Linked DNA regions of Homo sapiens: region 1 is linked to region 2. A link is an interaction called in ENCODE POLR2A ChIA-PET data of the cell type or tissue named here. Cell type or tissue: CD4-positive, alpha-beta T cell. All regions are shown on one strand. Links, peaks and the distances in the headings refer to the core of each region. The heading gives the core; the rest is flanking DNA.

Region 1 (15,556 bases), core at 5,411-9,410, 100 kb after region 2:
CCATGGAGTAAGATACAATAATCAACAAAACAAACAAACCTTTGTGGAGTTCAAAATAAGAAAAAGTGAAGCATGCAAAAACAAAACACAACGTAAATGAAACAAAACTCCCCACACTGAAAGGCATGCAGAGACAGAACTCATTAATATAGGGAAAAACAACACAAACAAGAGTGAGCCGAGCCCAGCCTAAGAATCTGGCCTGCCTATGGCTCCCTCTCGGTCTGCTGGCCGGGGAAGCCACAGATGTGACACTCAGTTATGTTAAGTTCAAGTTACACTTCACACTCAATGTCCAAATCATGCAAGCTCCTCCCAGCAGTTAGTATAGCACCCACCCCAGTAGCTGGCTCCTGACCCTTAACCCCACAGACCCCCTGCTCATTCTGAGTCGTGATTAAAAGCATTTCCAAAGCATAAAGGGTGGTGAGAAGTCACAGGTTATTAGACTTAGGGAAAAGGTATTAAAGACCAGCTTTGCCCAGTGCTGACCAACAGGGGCTTCAGTGTAGGCTCATGCAATTATGCAAGTTAGACAGAGGTAGGTTCCTAGGTTAGCAATGTGCAAAGTCCGCTGCTTAGTACAAGTTGAGTATCCCTTATCCAAAATACTTGGGACAAGAACTGTTTCGGATTTTAAAATATTTGCATTCTACTTACTGGGTGAGCATCCCCAATCCAAAAATCCAAAATCTGAAATGCTCCAGTGAGCATTTCCTTTCAGCATAATGTCAGCGTTCAGTTTTGGATTTTGGAGCATTTCAGATTTTCGAATTTGGGATGCTGAACTTTTATCTTTACTACCTGATTTGAAGCCAGTTCTTATAGGATGAGGCCCAATCAAGAATTAAAAAGATGCTCCTCAAACCTGGAGGGCAAGCGCAAATGACCTTGGCAGGGAGGCCCACAGGGAGGCCCTGTTCACCAGGTCTGAACAGGGCATGGCAATGACTATGGCAGAAGAGGCTGGAGAGGAGAGTCTAGGGCATGTGGGGCAGAAAGAAAGAGAAGGCCCAGGGAGCACACAGGAGAAGAAACAGCAGAGAGTCTGCAAAGAGGCAGACTATGGTCAGAGGCCAGCTGAGTGCCCCTGTTCCATCTGCTGCCTGGGACAACTCAGACCAAGGTCAGCGCACTGCGGTCTGCAAATGTAGACAATACGTGACAGAGACTCGGGGTCTAAGAGCCGGAAGGGCCCTCAGGGATCACTGGGTCTAAGTCTACACAGGCAGCAGACTGCCGCTGTAGAGGAGGGGACACATGCACTTGCTTTGGGGGTCAGTAGCAGGGCCAAGTCTTGAACCTAGGACCTTGATTCTAATGTTATACCCTCAGCCTTTGCCGAGAACTTAGGCTCCCTGTTCTGGTACCCCACTTCACTTCTCCTGCAGTATTTATATATCAATCTTCCTATCACAATCTCCTCTACCACTCAATGGGGACAAGAGTATATCTGTTTTATGCCCAATACCTGGCACAAGGCCTGGCACGCTGCAGGAAAGTCAGCAGACATAGGCACGCCCTTGGGCCAGGCTAGCTCCAGCCTTGTGACACCCCTATATCAGGGCTCTGTGGTACAGGATCTCAGTGGAGGTATCCCGGGGTTGGGCTAGTAGTGGTAAGAGCCCCAGCTCTGCCTGCCAGGTGTGGTATAGAAACAGATGGGAATGGGGTCCAGTACTAGCTTTGCCACTGACTTGCTGTTGGTTGTAAGCAGGCACTGGACTTGCTGTGTGATTCAATGTCTTCAATCTGTACAATAGGTCCAATATTACTATAGTGAAAACTATGAGAAATCACATGCAAATGTATGGTATTTACAATAAATGTATATTGGCTACTTTCAGAGTCAAAGGGAAAGGTCACCAAAATCATTTTATTACCAAAAAAAGTCCTTAGATATAGAGGTTTCAGGGAGATTCCCCAAAATGTCATATCAGGAGGGAAAAACAAACAGACCCCCCCAAGCACATTGAGTGTCCAGTCCTGTGGCAGAAAAGCCCAGGGGCATGAGCTCCTGGGAGACACCCCTGCTCAGCCAAGTTTTGCACACTCCTAGCCTGCCTGAGCATGAACCCTTCACACTGAAGCTCCTGAGCGCACCATGGGCCACAGCAGCCCCTCCACCCTACCTGCAGCACGTAGCCCTCACGGGCGCTCTGCTCCCGGCCCAGGGCCACCCTCAGCTGGTCCTGCAGGAGCCGGTTCTGCTCCAGAAGGTCTGAGGCCTCCTTCTGGCTCTGCTCCAGCTGTTGGCAAAAAGACACACACTTTTATGCAAAATGACAATGATAAACAAAGCAGCTGCACAGCACAGACTCTTTCACTGGTCTTCCATGTGGCCCAAGAGTTTTGGAGTCTCCACATTTCAGCAGATGTGCTGATATGGCCTTTACCAGCAGCATTTGGAAGTGAAGGTTCCAATGCAAGCCATCAGTAACAATGGCAGACTTGGTACCTTATGGGCACCAAGGGACTACCTTGTCCTTCCCTACTCCAGGCACCCCTGGATGCCCACATACTTCCCACACCTGCTCAAGGTTCCAACATGCACGCCCTATATAGGTGCCAAGGCCCATACGGGGTGTTCATTTCTGAGAAGGGGAATGTGTCCACTGGGGAACAAGGGTTTTGCATCTGCATCTGGAGGAAGCACCCCATGGGGTCCTTTGGGTGTCCTCAGCTGGTCACACAGGCCAGGCTAGGCTCTACAGGGACCACTGTGAGTGGTGGCCCCAAGCAGGCCTCACTCCAGGGCCCACTATGGTCTCAACTGAAACCACTCCATTTGACCAGCTTTACATGATGGATTCCACAAAGTTCTGTTTGCAAAAAGAGTTCCCGCAGTTCCCTCAAACAAGGTGTGGATACCCATGAGTAAGCTATTTTACACTCTTCTTGCTTTCAACAGCTTCAGCTACTCATTCATCCATCCACCTCTTCCCTACACACCTCCCAGGTGCCTCCTGATGCCTGGCCATGTGCAGGGCTACCCAACCTGCTCCCAGAGCTCGTGCTGAATGGAGCTGTGTGTGTGGTGGACAGTCAGGCCAGTGCCGCCCAGGGTGCTGACAGACTGTGCTGTGAGAGGCGGGGAGACCCCTGACTTTTATTTATTTTTTTTGAGATGGACTCTCGCTCTGTCGCCAGGCTGGAGTACGATGGTGCGATCTCAGGTCACTGCAACCTCTGCCTCCTGGGTTCAAGTGATTCTCCTGCCTCAGCCTTCCAAGTAGCTGGGACTACAGGAATGCACCACCATGCCCAGCTAATTTTTGTATTTTTAGTAGAGACGGGGTTTCACCATGTTGGCCGGATGGTCTTGATCTCTTGACCTTGTGATCCGCCCGCCTCGGCCTCCCAAAGTACCGGGATTACAGGCGTGAGCCACCATGCCCAGCCGACCCCTGACTTTTAAACAGTGAAGACTGACCCCCCAGATTGTTGAGCCAGTGTGTCGCCTGCTGGCTGGCCCATTTTGGTAGCCTGAAGTAATGTGAGTTTCAACTGTTATTTTATTTCATCTTGCCTTTGTTACTTGTTAATGGATGAGGAAAATGAAAAAGTACAAGTATTAGTGCTGGTGGTAACTCAGCCTCATACAGTTAATAAAATACAAAAAAGATGAGAAGCTTGAGGCATACCCAAGTGGCAAATCTTTAACAAGCTACTTACGTAAGAGAACACATTTGAAACACAGTGTTGAAAACTGTCCCTAAATGGAGAGTGAAACAGGGAGTTCTACAAAAACTGTAACGCTACACCTCCCCAGCTACGAGACTCCCTGCCCAGACATGTCAATCTACCACTGAAGTTCTGCAGACTGGATTTCTGCATACATTTCCATGAAAGAACATCTTATTTTATAGTTCGGGGGCCAGCTTGTTCATCTATGTACCTAGGTGCACTGAAGGCCTCGTGGAGGAGTGACAGTCACAGGGCAGCCTTCATCCACAGCCTACCCTGCCTCACCACTGTCTTCTGCTTCATATCCTCATGACCTAGGACCCAGCTGTCATCTCCTGCTGGATGCCCCTGGCTTCAGATCTGATCGGCCGTCCCCAAGCCACTGTAAGAGCACCTGGGGCTGGTCTCTGCCTACAGCTTTGACCTGTCCAAGCCAGGGCTGCGTAATGCAAAAGCCTTGCCCTGCTCGCGCCCCTCCTGCCATCGGGAGTCAGAACGAGGAAACCATCTAGGCCCTGCAACGCCGCTTGCCTCTCAATGGCAGGGGCCCCCACCATCGGAAGAATTCCTCTGTGCCTGGAAGGCCCCTTTCCCTGCCCTGCATGCACTGGCACGCTCCCACAGCTCTCAGGTCTGCCTCAACTATGAGGACTCATCTATGCGTCTGTCTCCCCTAGGGGTCTGCAAGTCCCTCGCGGGTAGGACTGTCTAGATGAACCCCTCAGGCCACAGCTGGGCACAGCTGATGCTCTGGAAAGGCTGCTGGGAGCAGGGTGGGGATCTGGTCCCAGGCTATTACCTCCTTCTCGAGCAGAGAGGTCAGCTCGTGTGTGGAGAGCCGGTCACCCCCATCTTCAGAAGACAGGTGGACGGGGGCGATGGGCACCTGCTTCTCTTCCCGGAGAGGTGTGGTCTCCACCTGATGCCACCGCTGCTCAATCTCCACGTGGACGTTATGCGTTTTGAGGTCGCTCATAGGCAGCCCTGGGCTCCGGTCCACCTCCATGCGCAGGGCTGCATCCTCAGTGCCTGGCCCGTCTGTGGCGTCGAGCATCCCGAAGCGCTTGCGGCGCTCCTCCCGCCTCCGTGCACGCTCCCGCTCCAGCTCCCCAGGCTCCGCCTCAGGGCGCAGGGGCTCGTGGGTGTCAGCAGGCCCCACGCCGCCCACCCGCTCCTGAGCCAGGGCCTGCTGGATGGGACGGAACTCAGCCCAGTCAAAGGTCTTGGAGCGGCCCTCTCGCCTCCGCTCCCGTGCGCGGCTCCTCTTCTGCTCAGGGTCCGGCTCCCCCAGCTCTGCCTCTTGCTTCTCAGTAGGCCTCGGGCAGGTCTCAAAAGAGCAGCTGCTCTTGTTTTTTTCCTCTGGCAACGAGCTGTGGGGCAGGAGGATGGACATAGCCTGTCAGGGGCGGCTCTGGTGTGGCCTGCCAGGCAGAAGCTGGCAATGCTGAGCCACAACCCAGCCCCTGTGAGCACCACATCCTTTTTCTATCCTAATCCCAGCTTCCTAAGTGCAGGGAGGACAGGAATACTCTGCCTTTACCCCACATCCCTTCCCAAACTGGTTCTGAGTGGGGGAGGGGGAGGGGGACGGGGAGGGGAAGGGGAAAGGAAGGGAAAAGAGCCTCAGAAAGCTGAGGTTTCCCACATAATGACACTGGGGGGGTCCCTTGACTGAAGAGGCTGTGAGGGGCTCACTGTGGTGGTCCCGTTGCCAGGGTATGGAGCCAGGGGAGTCCCAGGACTCCCACAGCCTCAGAGGCAGGACGGGCCAGCCCTGCCTTGCTCAGGGCCAAGAACTACATTAGGCTGCACCTGGGCACAGCCACCGTACCTGCCAGGTGAGGCCTGGGCCCTGTGCACCCCTGGACTGGACAGTGGTGACAGAATGAGGGAAAACTAGCACTTTCTAGAAGGGCTTACCTTTTAATAAGCAGGTAACGTGATCAGATCTATGTTTTGTTTTTTTTTTTTTTGAGATGGAGTTTCACTCTTGTTACCCAGGCTGGAGTGCAATGGCGCGATCTCGGCTCACCACAACCTCTGCCTGCTGGGTTCAAGCGATTCTCCTGCCTCAGCCTCCCAAGTAGCTGGGATTACCGGCATGCGCTACCATGCCTGGCTAATTTTGTATTTTTAGTAGAAACGGGGTTTCTCCATGTTGGCCAGGCTGGTCTCAAACTCCTGACCTCAGGTGATCCGCCTGCCTCCCAAAGTGCTGGGATTACAGGCGTGAGCTACTGTGCCCAGCCTGAATCTATGTTTTAAAAGCCCAATCCAGCTGCTGGCATGACAGATGGATCAGTATGAAAGACTGGGACCTCCTAAGGGTGAGGGAAACAGGAGGCCCAGGTGGCCACGAGTTCACACCATGCAGTAGCCAGAGGCTTGGAGAGGAAGGCAGAAGGGGAGAAGGACACTGGGTTACCTGCCACCTTGAGCAGGCAAGCGGCAGCCAGCAACGGGACATGAGCTGCGCAGGTCGTGCTCATGGTGCTGCTACCTGCCCTGCAGTAAGTGGAGTGAAGCCAGGTCTGCCTGAGGAATCCATGTCTAGTCCCCATCTGCTAGAAGCAGAGATTCCTGGGGAGGCCTCGTCTGCAGTAGGGCAGGGACAGGGACATTGCTGATGGCAATTTGTCAAGGAGGCTGGGAGTGTTTGAGGCAAAGGTTTGTAGACTCTAGAGATAGGCCCCACAGACTGCCAGCTGGTCCGAGGCTGACTGAGGGGCCCCTAATCTCACCCAGGCCCTCAGAAGGCAGTTGCAAGCCCACCTGAGGACAGTGAGGGCCCAAGGAGGAGCTCCAGGGAGCACATGTGTTTCAATTAGGGCCAAAAGGAAAGGAGTCTTTAGAGAGAGAACCAAGGAAAAGAGGAAATGGTTGCCGTCACCACCTGGAGCAAGGGTCACCTGTCCAGGCAGCAATCGAGTGAGAGGCAAAGTGCTTCACAGCAACAGGATCTGCAGGTGTCCACTGTAAGAGCACGCTAACATCTGGATGAAAACGACACAGGGCAGATCTTGTGACGTCACTGAACTAAGAGCTCCTGGCCATGGAGAGTGTCAGGATGACACATAGGGCAGGGCATGCATGGAGGCCCCCAGCCTGGCCCTGACAGCCGCCAAAGTCACAGCCACACCAGAACCGGCCGCACTCCCTAGGAGAAACCTCCCCACAAGGCTCCTCTAGTGCCAAAGGCGGGAAGCACCCTGCAACTTCCCCACCCCAGGACTTCAAGATGGCGATGAGAGCAGGACGAGGACAGCAGCTTCTGAGACTGCAGTTTGTTTTCATGCCTCCTTGAGATTTTGCCTGGCAGCACTAAAAAACTCACATTTTTCCTCAAATAATAAAAGCCTACACAGAGGAAGAATAAATGCTGAAAACAAACTGGTGGAGGGTGAGCACTCTACCAGACTATGCAGATATGCTAGGTTATGAAGTAATTCTTAGTCAGGAGGCCAACTGCCAGGTCAACTTTCATGTGAGAGCCAAACCCTTGTCTCCTCATTCATTCCCCTGGGCCCATAGCCCCTGCACGCAGGGAAGCAGGCACTCAAGCGTGGAGGCGCCTCTCCTGAGCTGTGTGCAGGCACAGGCATGTGCACAGGTGCATTCCTGACATCTGCCCTGGGACATCCCAAAGCTGACTTCTTCCAGACAGGATTGCCAATCTACAGCACCGAGCCCAGGCCTGGCTGGGAAGAGGGGCAGGAGAGGACCTCAGGCCAGCTACCCATATGCACTGCCCACCACTCCCCATCCTGGACCCCCGTGATAAGCTCTGTCTGCTGCCAATAGCTTGGGCAAAGAAGCTGAGGCCTTTCTCACTTTGCTCTGGTGGCTTCCTAAAGGTGCTTGGAAAAGAGCACTTAGCTTGTCAAGCTTGGGTGTCTGCTCCTGATGGGAGAGCCATGGAAGCAGTAGCTGAGGCCACCACAGGATGTGGCCCCTGGAGGGTGGGAGAGCTTGCTGCAGCTCTGGGTGCCTCCTGCTGGCTGTGCACAAAGAGGACTTGTCACTAGACAACAAGCCAGCTCTCTGCATAGGATCCTGAGAGACAGAGGGCAACCTGTCCCGGTCACGGCCTCTTGGCCTTACTAGACAGTGTTTGTTTAATAAATGAAGTCATGAACAAATGACAGACACAGAAAAGAGGACTATAAAGAAATCAATTTAGGAGTTCTTTCCTTCTTATGTAAAGAGGTGTGGAGTCCGCAGGAAGAAGGCAAAGGTTTGGATACAGAATGTGCCTTTAGGCCGGCTGTGGTGGCTCATGCCTGCAATTTCAGCACTTTGGGAGGCCAAGGCGAGTGGATCACCTGAGGTCACGAGTTCAAGACCAGCCTGGCCAACAAGGTGAAATCCCGTCTCTACTAAAAATACAAAAATTAGCCGGGTGTGGTGGGTAATCCCAGCTACTTGGGAGGCTGAGGCAGGAGAACTGCTTGAACCCACGAGGTGGAGGTTGCAGCGAGCCGAGATCACGTTATTGCACTCTAGCCTAGGCAACAGAACAAGACTCCATCTCAAAAAAAAAAAAAAGAACACGCTTTTAGGTCAAAGCTTCCATGGACAGCCCCCGCTGTGACATTGCCACACCCAAGCAGCCTAACCCACAGCACAAGAAACACATTCGAGATGTAATCTACATCACATGACCTGAGAAATGGCACCAGAGGTGCTCAGATGCGTGGAGGCTCTGAAGGTGGGGACAGCAGAGTTCTGGCCATCAAAGGACCAGCCCCCACACTGGAATCTTCTCTGCTTTTTTTGTTTTGTTTTGTTTTAGATATGTCTGAGTCTTCTGATTCTCCATCTTTTAAAATGAGAACTAGGTCTTTAACCTTCAGGGCAGGAGGAAAAAAGCCCAAAGCAAAATCTGAGACACATGAACCACAGAATGCAAAAACAGGAGAGGGTTTTTCAAATTGGCTGCACAGAAATCAAACAGACGTAGGAGTGAGGTGAAAAGAAGGCCAAGACAAAGAAGCACTGGGTGGCCTATGGATGCCGCACATGGGGCCACCCTTAGAGCAGCAGAGCCCAAGGCCTGAGAGCACCGACTGCGGGGCTCAGGCTGGTCTGGCCAAGTGCCTGCTGACACAGATGGAAGATTCTCCACCAAAGCCCAGTTCTAATGACCAGCACACATGCTACCTGCAAGATGAAACGCTTGGGCTTACAAGAGAAAAGAACCAGAAATGTTTGTTCTGATTACTTGGGACAGGAACCTGAGCAACAGAAGGACACAGGAAGGAAGGAGCAGCAGACTGGGATGCACTGAGCTCAGGTCTCAGACTTCAGACCTGAGTCTGACACTGCCCTGGCGGGAGTGGCACCCACAAGAGGCACAAAGGGCTCCCTGGTGTCTTCACCATCCTACCTGGTCACATCCGGGGCAGTGGTCGGGTGCACGTGCTTCATGATGGTCTGGATCCAGTTCCGCCGAATCCCAGATGTCATGGCCGACAGGGTAAACTCGCCCTCCTTTGTCTACAGAGAAAAGATGAGGCACCATCAGTGACTGTCCCCTAGGGTGCCTGCTGCCCTCCATCTCCAAAGAAGCTCCCTGCACTGGGTAAAGTCCCACAGGGAGAAAGGCTGTGACTGGGTGACCCTTCTAGGAGTGCCACATGTGCCCACTACTGGGACATGAGGGAGCTGGAGAGCAGGAGACGTCAAAGCTGTGGGAGGGACGTGTATTTGTGGCAATGGTAAATCCGGTATCTTCTCTCAGTAACAAGCTCACAGTTACTGAGCACCCACTACGCACCAGCAGCCTGTCCACTCAGACAGAGGAGGATGCTGCACCCCTCTTTAAGGAGTTCCCAGCCTCGGGGGAAGGGCAGAATCAGCATGTGCTGAGCAGTGGTGGAGGTGGGGAATCCGGAAGGGCGTGTGTGTTGGGCGTGGGGAGTGGCACCTGCAGTCTGCACTCACACAGGCACATGGCATGATGGGCCCAGGGAGTGGTTAAGAACAAGGGGTATCAGGGTCTTGTTGGTGGCACTGAGAAAAGGCAGGGAGACCTGCTGGGTGGTTACTGCAGCTGTCCAAGTGATGAGAATTAAGGTGATGGCAGGGGACAGGGCAGCTCAGAAGTAACAAAAGGGGTATGAACAGCGTCTGGCTGGTTGGGTTGGGGAGCACCTAGACAAGCCCTAGACTCCTGCTTGGATGAGGTGGAGTCTAGGGCTTGTCCTCGGTGCTTGTGCAAGGTAGCAGGGGAGGAGCCTGTTTTGGGCGAGGAACGGGGCAGCAGGTAGGACAAAGCAGCAAAGAGCACATGGCTCTGGGACATGACCACTGCGCCCCTGAGCAGACCTGCCTGGGTACCAGGCAGGGGAGGGCCAGTGGCCTGCATGGAGCTGGAGGCCTGCTTCTGCACCTACAGGCACCTGCCCAACAGAAGCGAGGGCTGCAGCCTTGAACCGAGAGCTGCTCACAAGCAGACTCAGCAGCCAGGTCAGTAGGGAAGCTGACGGCAGGATGCAATCATGAGGATGGTTTTCGGATGGGTGCTAGTGGCCTGGCCAGAAGCCAAAACAGGAGATCACGCACCGGCCTGACGTGCCACAAAGCACAGCTGGGAGGGACCTGACCTGCCCCTCCACATGCCCGATCAAGACACCACCACTGCCCAGCTCGGTCCTCCTTCATCAGTTCTCATATCCATGTGAGCTGAGTTGGGGGGGTACCACCTTCTCCTGGGTCCATCCTTCTCCACCCCCAGGTGTGGGCGTTGCTGGAGTTTGGCCTCAGCACTCCACATACAGCTGTTTTCTCCAGCTGAATTTTCTTTCCCAGCGGCTGCCTAATGTTCTCTGAGAGCCCATCATGCCTCAAATGGATCACAGCCGGAATTCCAGGGGATCCCCCTGCTTCTGTGAAGTCAGCTCTTCTGCTGGCTTCTCAGTGGGCGGGGCCTTCTTGCCAGGTCCTGGCCCTGCCCTCACCTCTTCCTCCCAGGTGCTGCTCCTTCCTTTCTTGCCCAGCTTTACCGTGCCAGCCTGGTTCCTTTCTAATGGACCTGCATGTCCCGCCAGACATGTATCATGAACGCACAACTGACTGGCATCTTCTAACACCCTTCAGTGCTCTCCACAAAGGCTGGACCAGCGCCAACCTGACTCTCCACCCAGCACTCTAGCCCCAGACTGGCTCTGTGCTCTCTGTGCCACCAGGTCTGGAGTCCAGTCTGGGACATGCTTTCACACTCATCCCTCCTGCTGAGCCTTGAGGGATCCTTCTCCAGGAAGCCTCCCCCAGGAAGCCTTCTCCACACTGGAAGCATCTCCTCATTCCTTAGAACTCTCAGTAGTTGGGGATCACCGAAAGTCATCAGGATAAGCCCTACCAGGGTGAAGTGAGGAGGGGTTGATCAGTGGGTGAGAGTGGCTGATGCCCTCATTTGTCACTAGGAGAGCGGGGTGAGTTCTCAGACTTCAGGTGTGCCCTGCCTGGAGAAAGCTGCTCATGAAGATGGGAGGTGGACGGCAGGAGAGGAGGCTCACCGGGCACTATGCCCGCCTACCCCTCCCACAGCGGATGAGGACAGAGGAGCCTTGAAACTTGGGCAGTGCAGGCCACTAAGAGCAGACAACTCACACCCGGCCCTGGTGCCAGGCTGTCAGTGTAGCCTCCAACTGTGACTCAGCTCCTCTCGCAGATGCCTGCACGCAGGAAGCCACAGCCAGCAGCCCAGTGGGCTGGCGGCCAGGATTTTCTTAGTAAATGAACACACTGGCCTTTGGGTCTATACTTCAGTCTCCTCTAAGTTGGGCCAAACTGAGTGAGCCCCAAATACTGGATCAACTCTCAACACAGCAATAAAATTGAGTTTCTGGGCCCCAAAATTTGAAGGTATGACCCTGCTACAGGTGAGCCCACCAGAGTCTAGCCTTGTGTGAGAACCAAGTCCCAGGGCCAGGGCCCAGCCCCATGGGGGCAGCTCTCTACTCATCACACTCTCCACCCATCTTAAAGCCCTTGCGAGTGACGAACTAACTTTACCCAAAGAGAGGCCTGGCCTCTGTCCTAGCTCCTGGGAGGTAACTTCCAAACCTTGGAATTTCCTGAATGACTAGAGTCTTTGTTACTCATGGTGGTACCCTGGGACCCCACCTAACACTTCATGCTGACAAGACAACTCAGGGTAGAGGCTGGCCTGGCCAGAAGCAGGAAATTAGAGGAAACCCATTAAATCAGAGGGTTGGGGTTTGGGCCATGTGAAAGTAGCCAACCATGGCGGGAAGGGCTTTAGGTGGAGTTCAACTATGAGGACAACAACTCCATCAACCACAGCAGCTACAGAGCCTCCTAAAACTCAACACCGGGGCTCAGGTGGGCTTCCGGGCAATGCTCTGCGCACTGCCCCACATCAGGGCTAAGAGGACACCGTGTCCCCAAGGATGCAGAAACTTTTGGCATCTGTGACTCCCCCAGTCCCAGATTCTACTCCACATGGCTCTCCCTTGGCTGGTTCTGACTTACATACTTTCTCTATAATAAAACTCATTGTAAAGACAGTACTTTCCTGAATCCTGTGAGTCATTCTAGTGAATTTTTGAAACTGAAGGTGGTTTTGGAAACCTCCGGACTCACAACTGGTGTCAGAAGTGGGGGCAGGACTGGGCACAGTGATTCATGCCTATAATCCCAGCACTTTGGGAAGCCAAGGCAAGTGGATCGCTGGAGCCCAGGGGTTCAAAACCCTCCTGGGCAACATGGTGAAACCCTGTCTCTCTAAATAATGATAATAATAATAATAATAATAATAATAATAATAAGCTGGGCATGGTGGCATGCACCTGTAGTCCCAGTTACTCTGGAGGCTGAGGTAGAAGGATCGTTAGAGTCTAGGATTTCGAGCCTGCAGTGAGCCATGATTGTGCCACTACACTCAAGCCTGGACAGAGAGTGAGACCCTGTCTTGGGGGAAAAAAAAAGAAATGGAGGCAGATGTGGCAGTCAGGAGGACTGTGCTCTTAACCTGGAGTCTGGCTGACTGCAGGCAGTCCTTGATCCACACAGTTTTGAAGAAACAGCCAATAAGAACCATTTTGTCCTACCAATAAGATTTTTTTTTTTTTTTTTTTTTTGAGAACAGTGCAATGCCTTGCTCATCTGAGTACCTCACAAGATTTTGGGAAAAAATAGCCTTGTAAGTAAATGAATGAACAAACACATGAATAAGTGAGTAAAAAGCGGATGTAAATAATTGACTAACACTTTCATTCTTATTCCCCATACCCCACATCCTTCCAATTGCCCCAACTCCAGCATTACAAAAAACAAAAGAAAAAAGGAACCTTCAGAAACAAAAAAGCTTTAAGCAGTCTTCAGAAAAAAGATACTAACGTCTAATGTACTGTTCACATCACAAATTGGGGAATAGGGTCAGGTGCCACAGGACAGAGGTGTCAAGGGTAGTGGGAAAGACTAAGTGCTGACCATACACGCTGCATCAGGCCTGTCCAGAAGTGCCCCCAGCCCAGACATTAGGCACTCTGACATGCATCCCTGCCTGTCAAGCCTGTGGCCCCACTTCCATCCCTGGACTCACATGTATCTGGAAGCCATAGTTTCTCTGAACTGGATACTCTGTGACATCGTAACATGCGGACAAGTCAATTTCTCCATCCAAGTCGGCTGCCTGCCGAGGGAAGTGAGAATGTCTTGAGATTTTTAGGAAGTAGAACCAATGCCTAGATGAGCAAATTTCCGTAAGTGATTTTCTGCACTGACTTTACTTTTAATAGTATACACACTGACAAGTGAGGACACCGTCTATCCTACTACTGCATGACCCAGGCCCCTCACTGGGTGCAATCACACCACCATCTGTCCCTGTATCCAGCCAAAGATAGTCCACGCCAGTGGTCCTCAAACATGCTGCTGTTGAAATCCCTTCACACTCTTAAAAACTGGTGGCCCTAGAAGAGCTTCTGTTAGGTGGATTTCATCTATTGATGGTATTTACTATGTTAGAAATTAAAATGTAAATATTTTAAAAATTTTAATTTAAAAATATTTAAATATATTTTAAAATATATTATAAAATATATTTTATACATTTAAATATATATGAAAATATATATTAATATAAATGTAAAATTTAAATATATTTGTTCATTTGAGAATAAAATAAATTCATTTTAAAATAAAAATCTGATTTAACAATCAGTGATAAGAGTCACATTGCTTTGAATTTTTGCAAATCTCTCTAACATCTGTCTTCAGAAAGGACAGCTGGATTCTTGTTTCTGCATTCCATCTGTTCAATACGGAAGTTTTTTTTTTTTTTGAGATGGGGTCTTGCTCTGTCACTCAGGCTGAAGTGCAGTGACACGATTTCAGCTCACTGCAACCTCTGCCTCCCGGGTTCAAGTGATTCTCTTGCCTCAGTCTCCCGAGTAGCTGGGACTACAGATGACCACCACCAAGCCCAGCTAATTTTTGTATTTTTAGTAGAGACAGGGTTTCACCATGTTGGCTAGGCTGGTCTCAAACTCCTGACCTCAGGTGATCCGCCTGCCTTGGCCTCCAAAGTGCTGGGATTACAGGCATGAGCCACCGCCCCCGGACAACAAAGGAAGTATTTTTAATAGCTTTTTCAGGTAGTTGTGGCTGTTCTTTGACAAGCAGTAGGCTCTTAAAGGTTAACTGCAATGTGGTATCTGAAATCATGCCCATGAACTCTCTGTACTGTGTTACATTAAAACCCAGGCATGCTTTTGTAACATTAGGTACTGGTCACATGGAAAATATTGTTATGCACAGCTTCCAATTGTCTACACATTTCATTATGTAATATTAAAATATCGCCTTTGCTAATACCACCACCTATTTCATCAGGAGAGTGTAAGTAAAGGGAAGTTCATGATGGTGAATACAAATTTTCCCAAGTTCTAATTTTTGCTTGGAAGCTCAAATTATATCACTGGCAACAAATTCTGTCAGTTGTTTTCCTTAGAGGAATGAGCCAACTTGGTTCATTTTCATGAAAATATATGCCAAACACCCAAAATTAATGACCACAGTTTTGCCTATCAGTTGTTTTTCAAGTAAACGTGGTGCTCCAAAAGAAGCTGCTAGTTCAGCTGGCAACTCAATCACACAAGTCCTTTCCATGAGAAAGCCTGCACACTCTAGTATGCAGCCAGGCGATGCTTACTTCCCATTTCAAATCACAGAATATTAAAAAGATGGGCATTTAAAGATTGAGGCTTCATAAAATTAGTAACTTCTGCTGCTCTTTCAAGGACCTTATTTATTTTAAAACGATTAATTATTTAAAATGTATGGCAGTGAAGAATCCAGTGACCACTGGTCCAGCCTGTTGCTACAGATGGGGCTGTGCCAAGTGCTAGTGGCTTTACCTCCCATTGCTTTTGCACCATCAGTGCAGATGGTCACACGCAAAAAAAAGTCAATGACATCTTAATATTACAAATTATTTTAACCACCACTGCTCTCCTGAAAGGGCCTCAGGGACCCCCAGAGGTCTACAGACCACACTCGGAAGTGCTCTTCTATGCACATGCAACCAAACACTTACATAGGCTCCTTACTTCCCCAACGCTGGACACCACCAGAGGCCCACCGCCCACACTCTCCTACCCCTACTTCTTATCACTACCACCTTTTCTCCTTCAGTCTGTAAAGACTGGCTCAGAGTATTTAATACATATCCCGGCCCTTAATGATGGGTATTTAGGCTCTTTCCAATCATCTGGCTGTTACAAACGTGTGGGAATGACTAACCTGAAACAGACGTTTTTCCACATGTGGGAGTTATCTGAGGGATTCCTGGAGTGAAACTACTGGGGAAAAGGCAAAGGAGACTTGCCAAACTGTTTAGAAG
Region 2 (15,556 bases), core at 5,452-9,451:
TGATTTGGAATAAGTTATGACATCTCTTGACCTTTATAGCTTCCTTTGCATATAAGGAAGAGATTGAACTGAGTGATCTTGGTTGTGTCTTATTCTAAAACCATGTGTGGTATTTTGTTAAGTTTTATTTAATCAGTGAAACATTCTCTTGATTCAAAATTTAAAGGGTAGAAAGGAGTACACAGTAAAAGTCCCTCCCACCCTTTCTGTGTCTGTGTAATGAAACATAGTACACAATTTGGTAGAATATTCTGGAGGTTTACTCAGACTCTGAAAAAGAGATACACAATATTGATTAATAAACCACTTTACTTAAGGTAAATTAGTTAGATGTTCGTAAGTTCCTATTTAGTTCATAGCATGTATTAAGTAATAAAGGATATTTAAAACCTTCAGAGAGCTCGGTTTAGTTGGAATTCTAATACATAATACACATGCATACATGTACACACATCCGTGGCTCTGAACCATACCACAATGAGTGGTTGATGTGTCCTGTTGAGGGGACCTGAGGAGGGCCACCATAAGGTGCCAGTAGGCAGAGATGGTGTCATTAAAGCACGTGTCTAGTCAGGTTAAATCTTCAAGGTGGCTTCTCTTTAAGACTACGCATTCGGAAAATTATAAAAATGCACTTCGTAGCCACTGGATGCATTATCATTGCTGTAGCCAAATATAGTTAACTCATGAGCAAACTTGATCTTGAAATATCAGGATGAGTGGGTGTTAAAAAGGTAAGAGGCGTCCGAGTGCGGTGGCTCACGCCTGTAATCCCAGCACTTTGGGAGGCCGAGGCCGGCGGATCACCTGAGGTCGGGAGTTCGAGACCAGCCTGACCAACGTGGAGAAACCCCATCTCTACTAAAAATACAAAATTTAGCTGGGCATGGTGGTGCATGCCTGTAATCCTAGCTACTCAGGAGGCTGAAGCAGGAGAATTGCTTGAACCCAAGAGGCGGAGGTTGCAGTGAGCCGAGATCGTGCCATTGCACTCCAGCTTGGGCAACAAGAGCAAAACTCCATCTCAAAAAAAAAAAAAAAAAAAAGAAAAGGCAAGAGGCTGGGTGAGGTGGCTCACACCTGTAATCCCAGCACACTGGGAGGCCGAGGCAGGCAAATCGCCTGAGGTCAGGAATTCAAGACCAGCCTGGCCAACATGGTGAAAATGTCTCTACTAAAAATGCAAAAATTAGCTGGGCCTGGCAGCAGGCGCCTGTAATCCCAGCTACTCAGGAGACTGAGGCAGGAGAATCTCTTTTTTTTTTTTTTGAAATGGAGTCTTGCTCTGTCGCCCAGGCTGGAGTGCAGTGGCACGATCTCGGCTCACCGCAAGCTCCGCCTCCCGGGTTCACACCATTCTCCTGCCTCAGCCTCGTGACTAGCTGGAACTACAGGTGCCTGCCACCACACCTGGCTAATTTTTTGTATTTTTAGTAGAGATGGGGTTTCACCATGTTAGCCAGGATGGTCTTGATCTCCTGACCTCGTGATCCGCCCGCCTCGGCCTCCCAAATTGCTGGGATTACAGGCATGAGCCAACACGCCCAGCCAGGAGAATCTCTTGAACCAGGAGATGGAGGTTGCAGTGAGCCGGGATTGCGCCACTGCACTCCAGCCTGGGTAACAGAGACTCGTCCTCAAAAATAAAAAGACAAGAAAGTGGCCAGGCGTGGTGGCTCATGCCAGTAATCCTAGCACTTTGGGATGCTGAAGTGGGAGCATTGCTTGAGCTCAGGAGTACAAGACTGAACAACATAGTGAGCAACATAGGAGTCAGCCTGAGCAACATAGTGAGACTCCATTTCTACAAAAAATATTTTTTTTTTTGAGACGGAGTCTCGCTTTGTCGCCCAGGCTGGAGTGCAGTGGCGCAATCTCAGCTCACTGCAAGCTCCGCCTCCTGGGTTCACACCCTTCTCCTGCCTCAGCCTCCCAAGTAGCTGGGACTACAGGCGCCCACCACCACACCCGGCTAATTTTTTTGTATTTTTAGTAGAGATGGGGTTTCACTGTGTTAGCCAGGTTGGTCTCGATCCCCTGACCTCGTGATCCACCCACCTCGGCCTCTCAAAGTGCTGGGATTACAGGCATAAGCCACCGCGCCTGGCCTCTACAAAAAATTTTAAAATTAGTCAAGCATGGTGGCCCACTCCTATAGTCCCAGGTACTCAGGAGGCTGAGGCAGGAAGATTGCTTGAACCCAAGGAGTTTGAGGGTACAGTGAGCCATAATTACATCACTGCGCTCCAGCCTAGATGACAGAGCGAGACCCTGTCTCTAAAAAATGCATAAATAAAAATAAAATGAATTCTATCTCAATAAGGCTGTTATAAAAATAATGGGACATTTAAAAAGTATTATTGACTTATAATTAATGTGATACATGTGGTTGATTGTTGTTTGCTACTGTGGTATGTTCTCTTTACAGCAAGCATTCTTCTCTTGCCTAGGCTATAACTACTCCTGCCATGGCGGTCAGTCATATCATGTTGGAATCATATAAAAAGTATATTTTAGTGTCTTTGATATTACTTGGCAAAGTACAACAGCTACCAAAATATACATCTCAAATTGTGGGTAGATTCATTAAGGTAAGTTTTTTACATAAAACTGATTTCTTACGTGAGCATGTTGAGTATATAAAGAAATTGCAATGATACAGTTCTGTAACTTCGTTTTATACTGATTTAGCTCTCCTAGCAGCTTCAGGTGAGCAGACATTTATTGAATGTCTGCTACACATTCTCATTACCTGATTGGAATGGAATATTTCTCAGGAACCCGTTTTCAAACTTGTGCTCTAGATACTTACAGCTATAGATGTTTAAGCTCCTATAACAGTTGATTTTTTTTTTTTTCCCTAGAGACAGAGTCTCGCTATGTTGGCCAGGTTGGTGTTGAACTCCTGGCCTCAAGCAGTCCTTCTGCGTCTGCCTCCCAGAGTGCTGGGATTACAGGTGTGTGCCACTGAGCCTGGCCTTTATTTTGTTTTGTTATATTTTTCATTTTATTTATTTATTTATTTATTTAGAAATGGAGTTTTGCTCTTGTCACCAAAGCTGGAGTGCAGTGGCGTGATCTCAGCTCACTGCAACCTCTGCCTCCCGGGTTCAAGCGATTCTCCTGCCTTAGCCTCCCGAGTAGCTGGGACTACAGGTGTGTGCCACCATGCCCAGCTAATTTTTTGTATTTTTAGTGGAGATGTGGTTTCACCGTGTTAGCCAGGATTGTCTCGATCTCTTGACCTCGTGATCCACCCGCCTCGGCCTCCCAAAGTGCTGGGATTACAGGCGTGAGCCACCATGCCCGGCCCTGTCTTCCTTCTTGCTAGCAGAAGTAGCAGATTGTCCTGTTGCATCTGGTGAGGTGTGAGAAAGAGAGAGGGAGAGTTGGGAATGATGAATGTTTTGACTCCTTTCTTCTCTATATGATTTATCAGTAGAAAAACAGAAGCACTGATGAAGACGTGTGCCTTCACTAAATTCAGTGGGTTTTCACCTGCTGTGTTATTACTTGGTCTGTAGTACAAAATTTTGTGGAAAATGAATTACTCCATAGTGACTTTCTATCCCTGGTCTTAAAAACCAGGCATTTGCTTTGGGTAAATTATAATTTGTAGGGTAACAGTGTGTAGTTACCTGACAATATGGGATATACTTGCTTAAAAAATAGTATGTAAGTGTGTTTTTGCTTCCTATACACATTTGAGTCTTCTGAAGTTTGTTTGTTTGTTTTTGGTTTTTTTTTTTTTTTTGAGACGGAGTTTTGCTTTGTTGCCCAGGCTGGAGTGCAGTGGCACGATCTTGGCTCACTGCAACCTCCACCTCCTGGGTTCAAGCGATTCTCTTGCCTCAGCCTCCCAAGTAGCTGGGATTACAGGCATGTGCTATCACGCTCAGTTAATTTTGTATTTTTAGTAGAGACGGGGTTTCTTCATGTTGGTCAGGCTGGTGTTTAACCCCTGACCCCAGGTGATTTGTCCGCCTCGGCCTCCCAAAGTGTTGAGATTACAGGCGTGAGTCCCCACACCTGGCCTCTTCTGAAGTTTTAATCTGAATTTTTTCCCTCCTTTGCATCTTTAGCCTCTTAGCAATGCATACCACGAGTTAGCACAAGTGTATTCAACCAACAACCCCTCAGAACTCCGAAACCTGGTGAATAAGCACAGTGAAACCTTCACTCGCGATAACAACATGGGGCTGGTGAAGCAATGCTTGTCATCTCTTTATAAGAAGAATATTCAGAGGCTAACAAAGGTGAGGAAAGTGCCACCTTCACAGGGCAGCTCCTGACCCCCTGGGGGCCATGTTTCCCTTTCTCTCCCTTTTCAGAGCTGAGGAAGCAGGTACAGGGATAAAGCATGGCAGGATTTCTGTGCTGAGAGAGAACTCTCTTGTGATTGGCTTCTTAGAAAGAATTTGATGTATACCTTTGGTCTTTTCAGGGCTAGAGCAGGGTATTTGGAGCAGGTGAAGAGGAAGAAAGGTAGGAGACAAGGCTACATTGGGAGACAGTGAAAGGCAGCCTCAGAGAGGTCAGCAGCTCCAGCAGGGCAGATGAGGGATGCTAATGATGCAGACCTCAGTGCACTGTCACCAGCCTTGCAACCTGTCTGTTCTGTCTGTGCTGATCTCTATTAGAACATTTTTTTTTTTTCTCTCTTGACACAGTGCCTTGCTCTGTTGCCCAGGCTGGTGTGCAGTGGCGTGATTTCGGCTCATTGCACCCTCTGCCTCCTGAGCTCAAGTGATCTGCCCACCTCAGCCTCCCAAGCAGCTGGGACCACAGGTGTGAGCCACCACGCCCAGCTAATTTTTGTATTTTTTGTATAGACAAGGTTTTGCTATGTTGGCCAGGCGGTCTCGAACCCCTGTGCTCATGTGATCCACCTGCCTTGGCCTCCCAAACTGCTGGGATTACAGACATGAACCACCGCACCCAGCCAATGAGAACACCTTATGTGAACATAGTACTACTCGGACATTACCATTTAGGCCAGGGTTGTACAAACTTTGTGCAATTGACTTCTAGGATGTAAGCCAATTATATAATTTTTATTTTCTTCTAGGATGTAAGCCAATTCTATAATTTTTATTGTCAAGATGAAAATAACCTGCTAGGTTTTGACTATAGAAAATATGCTTAATGTCAAACGTTCAAACAGTACAGAAAAATAATGAAAAATGAAATTTTTTGTGTTTTAGGAAGGTATAGGCTGCAAGTTACAGGAATCCTGTAGCTCAACAAATAGAGGATTGCTTTTTTCTCTTGGGAAGTCTGGCCAGATATGCATAGTTCACAGCTGCTGAGAACACAGTGCATCTGTTCCTGTGCACATCCTTTGCCTTGTGTCAGCCATGGTGATGCATGGTTGGGGACGAGCCAAGGAACCAGAATAGGGTAGCTGTTTTTTTGCTAGGCTACCCAGCAATGGAAAAGGCTGATGGATTTGGCTACGTGAGGACTTAGGGGAGAGGTGACTTCCCCTAGCCCAATGGAGAAGCTAGAGAAGAGAGGTGGGTCGGGGTGGCCGTTGAGGTGGGCAGACCTCATACAAGGATAAAGGATCCTAAGGAGAAGAGGAAGGAAGGTGAGGAGAGGGTCAATGGGCAAGAAAAAGAATCCTTCCAAATACTCTAGAAAGACTAGCCATAGCTTCTAGAATAGAAGGAAATCAGTAGTGAATTTGTAAAAAGTTAATTTTTATGAGAGAAAAATGAAGAACGTGAAAGAGAAATCAAGTCAAAGATCAAAACCAGTGTAACTTGTGAGCCAGAAAAACCAGCTTGACCTACAGGTTTAAAAGACCAGGATCTAAGAGACTTAAATAACAAGCAGCCTAATTCTCTCCATAAAATTTTCTTTTTGGCCCAAGTGCCAACAGAACCATTCTAAGTAAATTTCTGTCTTTTGCCATCAAGAGGTAGCCATTAAAAAACAGCTGCCATTAAAAACACAAACTCTGTTTGTGACTAGTAATTGAAGTTTAGATAAAAGAACCCAAATGCTAACAAACATAAAAGATAGTACATGTTACAAAAGATGTTAAATTGCAAAATAGCAAATGAAAATTAAATAACGGTTTCAAAAATTAGCTGGGCGTGGTGGCACATACCTGTAATCCCAGCTACTTGGAAGGCTGAGGCAGGAGAATCATTTGAACCCAGGAGATAGAGGTTGCAGTGAGCCGAGATTGCACCACTGCACTCCAGTCTGGGGGACAAAGTGAGACTCCGTCTCAAAAAAAATTTTTTTTTGATCAAACAGGAAGAGTCTCAACTCGAAATGGTCTTTCCAGGGCTGGGGTAGTGACTCACAAAGTCATCAAGGTCCTGGGTCCTTCGTATGTTGACACGAAGTGGTGGATTGTGGTACACTGAGCTCACAAGCACTGCCTGCCAGAGGGACCTGGGGAGGGCTACCATAAGGTATGGTGGGCAGGAACCGTGTCTTTAAAGGACATAGCTAGTCAGAAGGTTACATCTGTGATAGTGGCTGCTCCATTTTTGGCATGATGTCCCAGTGCTAAAATGAAAAGAACGGGGAAACATCAAAGGATTTTTCTAGCCAAGTTTTTCTTACTAGAAAATCCAAAGAAGTCTCAACAGGTAGACTGTATCAGTAGGTGATGGCATGGCTGGGATGGAAGGCAGCTGGGGATGGGTTAAATCTGCCACCTCTCCCATTGAAATATTACTTTGTGTTAACATTTTAGTAGATGTTTTTCTTTTTCTTTTTCTTTTTCTTTTTTTTTTTTTTTGAGACGGAGTCTTGCTCTGTCTCCCAGGCTGGAGTGCAGTGGCTCGATCTCGGCTCACTGCAAGCTCCACCTCCCGGGTTCACGCCATTCTCCTGCCTCAGCCTCCCGAGTAGCTGGGACTACAGGTGCCCGCCACCACACCTGGCTAATTGTTTGTATTTTTAGTAGAGACGGGGTTTCACCGTGTTAGCTAGGATGGTCTCGATCTCCTGACCTCGTGATCCGCCCGCCTCAGCCTCCCAAAGTGCTGGGATTACAAGCATGAGCCACCACGCCCGGCCTAGTAGATGTTTTTCTAGGTTCCTCTTCTCTGTTTCTTTTCTATGTGTATGCATAGACTCTCCCAGTTATATGTAATTGGGGTCATACTCTACGTGCTATTCTTGACCCTGCTCTTTTGTTTGTTTGGTATTTTTTCTTTTTTTTTTTTTCTGTGACTGAGTCTCGCTCTGTTGTCCAGGCTGGAGTGCAGTGGTGCGATCTTTGCTCACTGCAGACTCTGCCTCCTGGGTTCAAGCGATTCTCCTGCCTCAACCTCCTGAGTAGCTGGGACTACAGGTGCACACCACCACACCTGGCTAATTTTTGTATTTTTAGTAGACACGGGGTTTCGCCATGTTGGCCAGGCTGGTCTCAAACTCCTGACTTTAAGTGATCTGCCCACTTTGGCCTCCCAAAGTGCTAAGATGACAGGTGTGAGCCACCGCGCCTGGCCTACTTTTACATTTTTTGTAGAGATGGGATCCCACTGTGTTGGTCAGGCTAGAATGTTGACTTTTGAGTCTTTGTTTGTGTTAAACTACTTGTGTACTTCTTAAAGTTAGCAGTAATTTCAATTTCTTGGGTACTATTCTCTGAACTAAAGTATATGTAGGTTTTAAAATTATTGGCTCATCAAGAATTTATGGCCAGGCACAGTGGCTTACCCCTGTACTTCCAGCACTTTGGGGAGCTGAGGCAGGAAGATACGTTGAAACCAGGAGCTTGAAACCAGTCTGGGCAACTAAGTAAGATCTCATCTCTACAAAAAATAAAACAATAAAATTAGCTGGGCACAGTGGTGCACACCTGTAGTCTCAGCTACTCAGGAGGCTGAAACAGGAGGTTCCCTTGAACTGCTATGAACTGTGATTGCGCCTCTGCACTCTAGCCTGGGCAACAGAGCAAGACTCCATCTCAAAAAAAAAAGGAATTTTCAAGATGAGGGTTTTAATATGCCCAGCTCTGAAAATGCCATTGTTGTAAATATTACCAGCTGCCATTAAGAATAGAGCTCTTTTAATATGTTTCTGAAAGGGGTCATTTTCATCAGATCCCAAGAGAGCAGTGGTAAACACTGGTTTCCCTCATCACAAGTGTGTAGCCTCTTTTATTTAACTCCCCCATTTGTTTAAAAATGTTAACTTTGAATTTTGAATGATGAATGTTATTTTTTCAATTATATTTAATAGATTATACATTTATAATACAAAATTCAAAAGATGAAAATCTTCATAATGATGTGCATACCTTGGATTCCTTTTCAGTTTACATATATATATAAAATTATTTTTCATTACTCCTCTAGGAAATTGACAAACCACTGGGTTCATCAGTTTTTATTTTTTTATTTTTTTTTGTGACAGAGTCTTGCTCAGTTGCCCAGGCTGGAGTGCAGTGGCGTGATCTTGGCTCACAACAAGCTCCACCTCCTGGGTTCACGCCATTCTCCTGCCTCAGCCTCCCAAGTAGCTGGGACTACAAGTGCCCACCACCACGCCCGGCTAATTTTTTTTTTTTTTTTGTATTTTTAGTAGAGACAGGGTTTCACCACGTTAGCCAGGATGGTCTCGATGTCCTGACCTCGTGATCCACTCGCCTGGGCCTCCCAAAGTGCTGAGATTACAGGCATGAGCCACCGTGCCCAGCCTATCAGTTATTTATTTATTTATTTATTTATTTATTTATTTATTTATTTTGAGATGGAGTCTCACTCTGTTGCCCAGGCTGGAGTGAATCACGCGATCTCGGCTTGCTGCAACCTCCACCTCCCAAGTTTAAGCGATTATCCTGCCTCAGCCTCCTGAGCAGCTGGGATTACAGGTGCCTGCCACCATGCCTGGCAAATTTTTGCGTTTTTAGTAGAGGTGGAGTTTCATCATGTTGGCCAGGCTGGTCTGGAACTCTTGACCTCAATTGATCCACCCACCTCGGCCTCCCAAAGTGGTGGGATTACAGGTGTGAGCCACCACCCCTCGCCCATCAGTTTTAAGTCATCTACACAAATCTATTCTGTACATCAATGGGAAGAGCTCTGTACACTTTTTTTTTTGAAATAGAGTCTTGCTCTGTCGTCCAGGCTGGAGAGCAGTGGCGCAGTCTCAGCTCACTGCAACCTCCACCTCCTGGGTTCAAGCAATTCTCTGATTCTCTTGTCTCAGCCTCCCAAGTAGCTGGGACTACAGACGCATGCCACCACGCCTGGCTAATTCTTTTTTTGTTTTTTGTTTTTTGTTTTGAGACAGAGTCTCACTTTGTCACCCAGGCTGGAGTTCAGTGGCTCAGTCTCCACTCACTGCAACCTCCGCCTCCTGGGTTCAAGCGATTCTCCTGTCTCAGCCTCCCAAGTAGCTGGGACTACAGGCGTGCACCACCATACCAGCTAATTTTCTGTATTTTTAGTAGAGACAGGGTTTCACCATGTTAGCCAAGATGGTCTCAATCTCCTGGCCTCATGATCTGCCCACCTCAGCCTCCCAAAGTGCTGGGATTACAGACATGAGCCACCACGCCTGGCCGCTCTGTACACATTTAATAAAATGTCCTTCCTTCGTTGTTCCTACCTGTGACTAATTCTGCTTCTGACTTTCAGACCTTTTTAACTCTATCATTACAAGATATGGCAAGTCGTGTGCAGTTGTCTGGACCTCAGGAGGCAGAGAAATACGTTCTGCACATGGTAAGTGGATTTTCTTTTTCTTTTTCTTTTTTTTTTTTTTTTTTCTTTTTGAGATGGAGTCTCGCTCTGTCACCAGGCTGGAGTGTAGTGGCACAGTCTTGGCTCACTGCAACCTCCACCTCCCGGATTCAAGTGATTCTCTTGCCTCAGCCTCCCGAGAGCTGGGACTACAGGCATGCGCCACCATGCCCGGCTAAATTTTTGTATTTTTAGTAGAGATGGGGTTTCACCATGTTGGTCAGGCTGGTCTCAAACTCCTGACCACGTGATCTGCCCGCCTCGGGCTCCCAAAGTGCTGGGATTATAGGCATGAGCCACCGTGCCTGGCCTTGATTTTCATTTTTTTGAAAATTAATTACTGGATTTTTGTTACTGTAAGAGTAACAGATGTTCATTGTGGAAAATATTAAAAAGGAGAAAAGCGGGGGGAGCCTCCAAAGTCTACCACTATTGACAATTTGGTCTGTTTCCTTATAGTTTCTAGTTTTAGTGTGCTCATATGATATACACATCAGGCTTGCGTCCTATTTGTGCTTCCTTTTTTTTTTTTTTTGAGATGGCTTCATCTTGTTGCCCAGGCTGGTGTGCAGTGGTGCAATCTCGGCTCACTGCAGCCTCAATTCCCTGGGTTTAAGTAATCCACCCACCTCAGCCTCCCAAGTAGCTGGGACTACAGGCATGTATGTGTCACCATGCCTGACTAATTTTTGTATTTTTTTGAAGAGATGGGGTTTCTCCATGTTGCCCAGGCTGGATTTGAACTCCTAGGCTCAATCTGCCCTCCTAGGCCTCCCAAATTGTTGGGATTACATACGTGAGCCACTGTGCCCAGCCCTGTACTCCTTATTATTTTCTTTTATTTTATTTTGAGGCGGACTCTCGCTTTGTTGCCCAGGCTGGAGTGCAGTGGTGTGATCTTAGCTCACTGCAACCCCCACCTCCAGGGTTCAAACAATTCTCCTGTCTCAGCCTCCCGAGTAGCTGGTATTACAGGCGGCTATATTTACATATTTTCATTATCAGAATTTTTGTAAACCTCATAACCCTCATGAAATATTTTTGGTATACAAAGAGGTATAAGGTAGGGCTACTTCCTCTGCTTATCTGTGATGAGATCACAAGCTTTTGCCAGTACGTACATCAAGCAACTGCTGCAGCAAGAAATCTTGCTGAACAATGTTTGCTGAACTACACAGTGTGCTTAGCGACATCATTGACTGACATTCTGACTTAGCCTCTTCCGTCACTGAGGGTTTTGGTCCATAAGCAGCACTGACATAAAGGAGGCCAGAGCACACACCCAGGACTTAGCATCCAGCTTAGGAAATGAAATAGCACCAGTGCCCTGACACTCCCTCTTTATCACCTGCCAGTTGCATTTCCCCACTCTCAGCCCCACCCCAACCAGGCAACCACTCCTGATTTGGATAAGCATCATTTAAATGACTATATGATAACCCACCACATTGATGTATTGTAATCTACCTACCTATTCAGTTACATAAGTACATAGTTCTGATCTGGTTTTAGTTCACTGAAAACCTGTGTCCTTAGCTCAGGACAGGCAAAGCTTCATATGACCCCTTGTATGATTTCAGAATTTGGAGTATTTTGATTGATTGATTGATTGATTGAGACAAGGTCTTCCTGTGTTGCCCAGGCTGGAGTGCAGTGGCGTAATCATGGCTCACTGCAGCCTTGACTGCCTAGGCTTAAATGATCCTCTCACCTCAGCCTCCCAAGTAGCTGTGACTACAGATGTGTGCCACCACACCCAGCTAATTTTTAAATTTTTTGTACAGGCAGGGTCTCTTTATGTTGGCCAGGCATAACTTGAGATTTCTGGCCTCAAGTGACCTTCCCACCTTGGCCTCCCAAAGTGCTGGGATTACAGCTGGATACAGCCACTGCACCCAGCTGAGTATTTCATTTTGATAGTTGAATTTACAAGTGTTCTAAAGGGTTTTTTGCTTCAACCTACCATTCAAAACATGCACACACCAAACAAAACCATACCTCTATGACTTGTGTCTGCTAAGAGCATCTTGGTAACCCCACAGGGGTTACACAGAATAAGCTATAGACGCTTTCCCCAAGAAATTCCCTCTTCAGTGGCGAGTGAGAAGAAATACATGAGTGGTTATGACACCAGACAGGACATACTAGCTAGCAACGCGTTGCGGGGTCAAAGTGGGTGTGAGTTTTGAGCCCTGCTTAACCAGCCCAGACACCCTGACAGGCTCTGGAGCAGTGGTTCTCCTCTGAGGGTGATTTTGTCTGCCAGGAGACATTAGGCAACGTCTGGAAGCAGTTTTGGTTTTCACAGATGGGGGTGCTACTGGCGTCTAATGGGTACGGGCCAGGGATGCTGCTAAACGTCCTGCAGTGCCCAGGACAGCCCACACACCAAAGCGTTATCTGTACCCAGGACAGCCCACACACCAAAGCGTTATCTGTACCCAGGACAGCCCACACACCAAAGCGTTATCTGTACCCTGGACAGCCCACACACCAAAGCGTTATCTGCCCCCAAATGTCAGGACTGCCAGGCTTGAGAAACCCTTCTGGAATGAAAGGTCTGTGAGACCAGGGTTTTTTTTTGTTTGTTTGTTTTTTAAAGTAAACATTGGAAAAGTACACTTAAGTGTACGGCTAAACACATTTTCACAAAGATTCCAACACCTAGAAGAAGGAACAGAATATGACCAGCACCCGGAAAATATCCCTTGTGTCTGCTTCCAGCCCTGTGCCTCTCTAGAAAGGTTGTTCCCATCCTGACTTTTTTTTTTTGAGACGGAGTCTTGCTCTGTCACCCAGGCTGGAGTGCAGTGGTGCGATCTCAGCTCACTGCAAGCTCCACCTCCCAGGTTCACGCCATTCTCCTGCCTCAGCCTCCCGAGTAGCTGGGACTACAGGCGCCCACCACTACGCCTGGCTAATTTTTTGTATTTTTAGTAGAGACGGGGTTTCACCATGTTAGCCAGGATGGTCTTGATCTCCTGACCTCGGCCTCCCAAAGTGCTGGGATTACAGGCATGAGCCACCGTGCCCGGCCTCCCATCCTGACTTCTAACATCCTATTTTAGTTCTGTTTGTTTCTGAGTTTGATGTAGAAGGAAACACACAGCACATTCTTTCTGGGAATCTGGTTTTTTGGCTCAGCATTGTGAGAGTCATGCATGATGCTGTATGTAGCCGTAGTTCATTCGTTTTCAGGGCTACAATGTTCCAGTGTTTGATACACCTTTCCATTTTAATTAGTTGGACAGGCTGGGCGTGGTGCCTGTAATCTCAGCACTTTGGGAGGCTGAGGCAGGCAGCTCACCTGAGGTCAGGAGTTCAAGACCAGCCTGGCCAACATGGTGAAACCCCGTCTCTACTAAAAATACAAAAAAAATTAGCTAGGCATGATGGCGGGCGCCTGTAATCCCAGCTACTTGGGAGGCTGAGGCTGGAGAATCGCTCAAACCCAGGAGGCGGAGGTTGCAGTGACTGGAGATCACACCATTGCACTCCAGCCTGGGTGACAAGAGCGAAACTCCGTCTCCAAAAAAATAAATAAATAGGCCGGGTATGGTGGCTCACACCTGTAATTCCAGCACTTTGGGAGGCTGAGGCGGGCAGATCATGAGGTCAGGAGATCGAGAGCATCCTGGCTAACATAGTGAAACCCCGTCTCTACTAAAAGTACAAAAAATTAGCCAGGCGTGGTGGCAGATGCCTGTAGTCCCAGCTACTCGGGAGGCTGAGGCAGGAGAATGGCATGAACCTGGGAGGTGGAGCTTGCAGTGAGCTGAGATTGCGCCACTGCACTCCAGCCTGGGCAACAGTGCAAGACTCTTGTCTCAAATAATGTAAATAAATAAATAGTTAGACATTGGGGTTGTTTCCAGTTCTGGTTAATTTATTATGAATAGTGCTGCTGTGGTGAAGGTAGGTCCAAATTTTGCTTAGATACATTCCATCTGCTTAAAGAGGCAGCTCTCTGTGATCACATAGAGAACTATGCATTTTGTATAATATGTATTGGGCTGGTTACTGTTTCACTAAATAGCATCTATCCCTTCCAAAGCTAGAGACAAGTAGGCCAGCAGTTTCACTGCTAACAAATGGACAAGTTATTATCACCGTGTGGAACATCTTGTTAGGAATAAAATACCTGTTTTGTACTTTTATTGGTATCTCACTTTTTAACTTCATGGGCAGGATTTGGCTTTGAGGATCAGTCAAATAATTCCCCAGTAACTGATGCAAATAAATAATATATAGACCTTGAATCTACCTTGGAATCCCCAGTGGTAGTAAAGTTTTCTTGAAGAATCGGAAGATAGTTTCCACTGGGATGAAAAGAAAACGTGTTAGGCTTTACTTTTTAAAATACAGTGGCCCAGCCTGGCCAACATGGCAAAACGTCATCTCTACTAAAAATAAAAAAAATTAGCTGGGCATCGTGGCACATACCTGTAGTCCCAGCTACTTAGGAGGCCGAGGCAGGAGAATCCCCTGAACCCAGGAGGTGGAGGTTGCAGTGAGCAGAGATCAAGCCACTGCACTCCAGCCTGGGCAACAGAGCGAGACCCCATCTCAAAAAAAAAAAAAAAAAAGGCGATGTAAGTTATATTTCAGTGCAGCTGATGTTGAAAAATGCAAGGGCACCTCAAATACATCATGCTAAGGGAAGCCAGACCACAAAAGATTACATAGTATATGATTCCATTCATATATCCAGAAAAGGCAAATCCATACGAGACAAGAACAGATTGGTGGTTTCCAGGGGCTGGGAGGAGAAGGAGGGAATGGGGAGGGACTGCTAATGGGCCTAGGGCCTCTTTCTGGGGTGACGAAAATGCTCCAGAACTAGATAGAGATGGTGGTGGCACAACATTGTAGAATGCATTAAATGCCAATTAATTGCTCACTTTAAAAAGGTAGGCCAGATGTGGTGGCCCATGCCTGTAATCCCAGCATTTTGGGAGGCCGAGGCAGGTAGATCACTTGAGGTTAAGAGTTCGAAACCAGCCTGGCCAACATGGTGAAACCCCGTGTTTATTAAAAATACAAAAAAATGGCTGGGCGCGGTGGCTTACGCCTGTAATCCCAGCACTTTGGGAAGCCGAGGCGGATGGCTCACCTAAAGTCGGGAGTTGGAGACCAGCCTGACCAACATGGAGAAACCCTGTCTCTACTAAAAATACAAAATTAGCCAGGCGTGGTGGTGCATGCCTGTAATGCTAGCTACTTAGGAGGCTGAAGCAGGAGAATTGCTTGAACTCAGGAGGCGGAGGTTGCAGTGAGCCGAGATTGTGCCATTACACTCCAGCCTGGGCAACAAGAGCGAAACGCCATCTCAAAAAAAACAACAAAAAAATTAGCCTGGTGTGGTGGCGGGCACCTGTAATCCCAGTTACTTGGGAGGCTGAGGCAGGAGAATTGCTTGAACCCCGGAGGTAGAGGTTGCAGTGAGCCAAGAACGCACCACTGCACTCCAGCCTGGGGGACAGCGAGACTCCATCTCAAATAAATAAATAAATAAATAAATAAAATGGTTAATTATGTTGTGTGGACTTCACCTCAATAACAAAAATGCAAGGGCAGGGATTTTGTGTGTATCAGTTTTACACCTCTTAGCATCTATAATGGTGCCTAGCAAATAGTAGGTATTTAATAAATACTTGGATAAACAGATGGCGCTTAAAAATATACAAGTTTATTTATATCCATGTTGCCTTCCATGCTTTTCTGTGATTATACTGGATGACTATTCATATAGCATTCAGGTCTAAACTGCTTTCCTGATTTTTTTTTTTTTCTTTCTGCAGATAGAAGATGGTGAGATTTTTGCAAGTATTAACCAGAAG

Evidence for each region. Peaks named below come from ENCODE experiments on the same cell type or tissue, not always from the same donor. Only the 100,000 strongest peaks of a DNase experiment are listed, where the experiment ranks them.
Region 1: POLR2A ChIA-PET joins it to region 2 with 6 read pairs; 3 of 35 experiments call an interaction of 5 or more read pairs at or near these places.

Annotation. Positions count from the first base shown.
Region 1 is chr17:17,147,933-17,163,488 of GRCh38, reverse strand. It overlaps MPRIP (myosin phosphatase Rho interacting protein), which reads right to left. Exons shown (of 24, transcript NM_001364716.4): 12 at 13,256-13,345; 13 at 9,074-9,183; 14 at 4,487-5,057; 15 at 2,133-2,249. Among named protein-coding and RNA genes, the nearest start is that of PLD6, 51 kb to the left of the region's middle. RefSeq lists an enhancer at 13,069-13,148. In CD4-positive, alpha-beta T cell, for the core only: no CTCF peak of the experiment used is centred there; DNase peaks (open chromatin) are centred at 7,678 and 8,298; H3K27ac peaks cover 856 bases.
Region 2 is chr17:17,249,001-17,264,556 of GRCh38, reverse strand. COPS3 (COP9 signalosome subunit 3) reads left to right here. Exons shown (of 12, transcript NM_003653.4): 7 at 2,451-2,591; 8 at 4,083-4,256; 9 at 9,612-9,698; 10 at 15,518-15,556. Among named protein-coding and RNA genes, the nearest start is that of FLCN, 20 kb to the right of the region's middle. RefSeq lists a silencer at 13,265-13,367. In CD4-positive, alpha-beta T cell, for the core only: no CTCF peak of the experiment used is centred there; no DNase peak of the experiment used is centred there.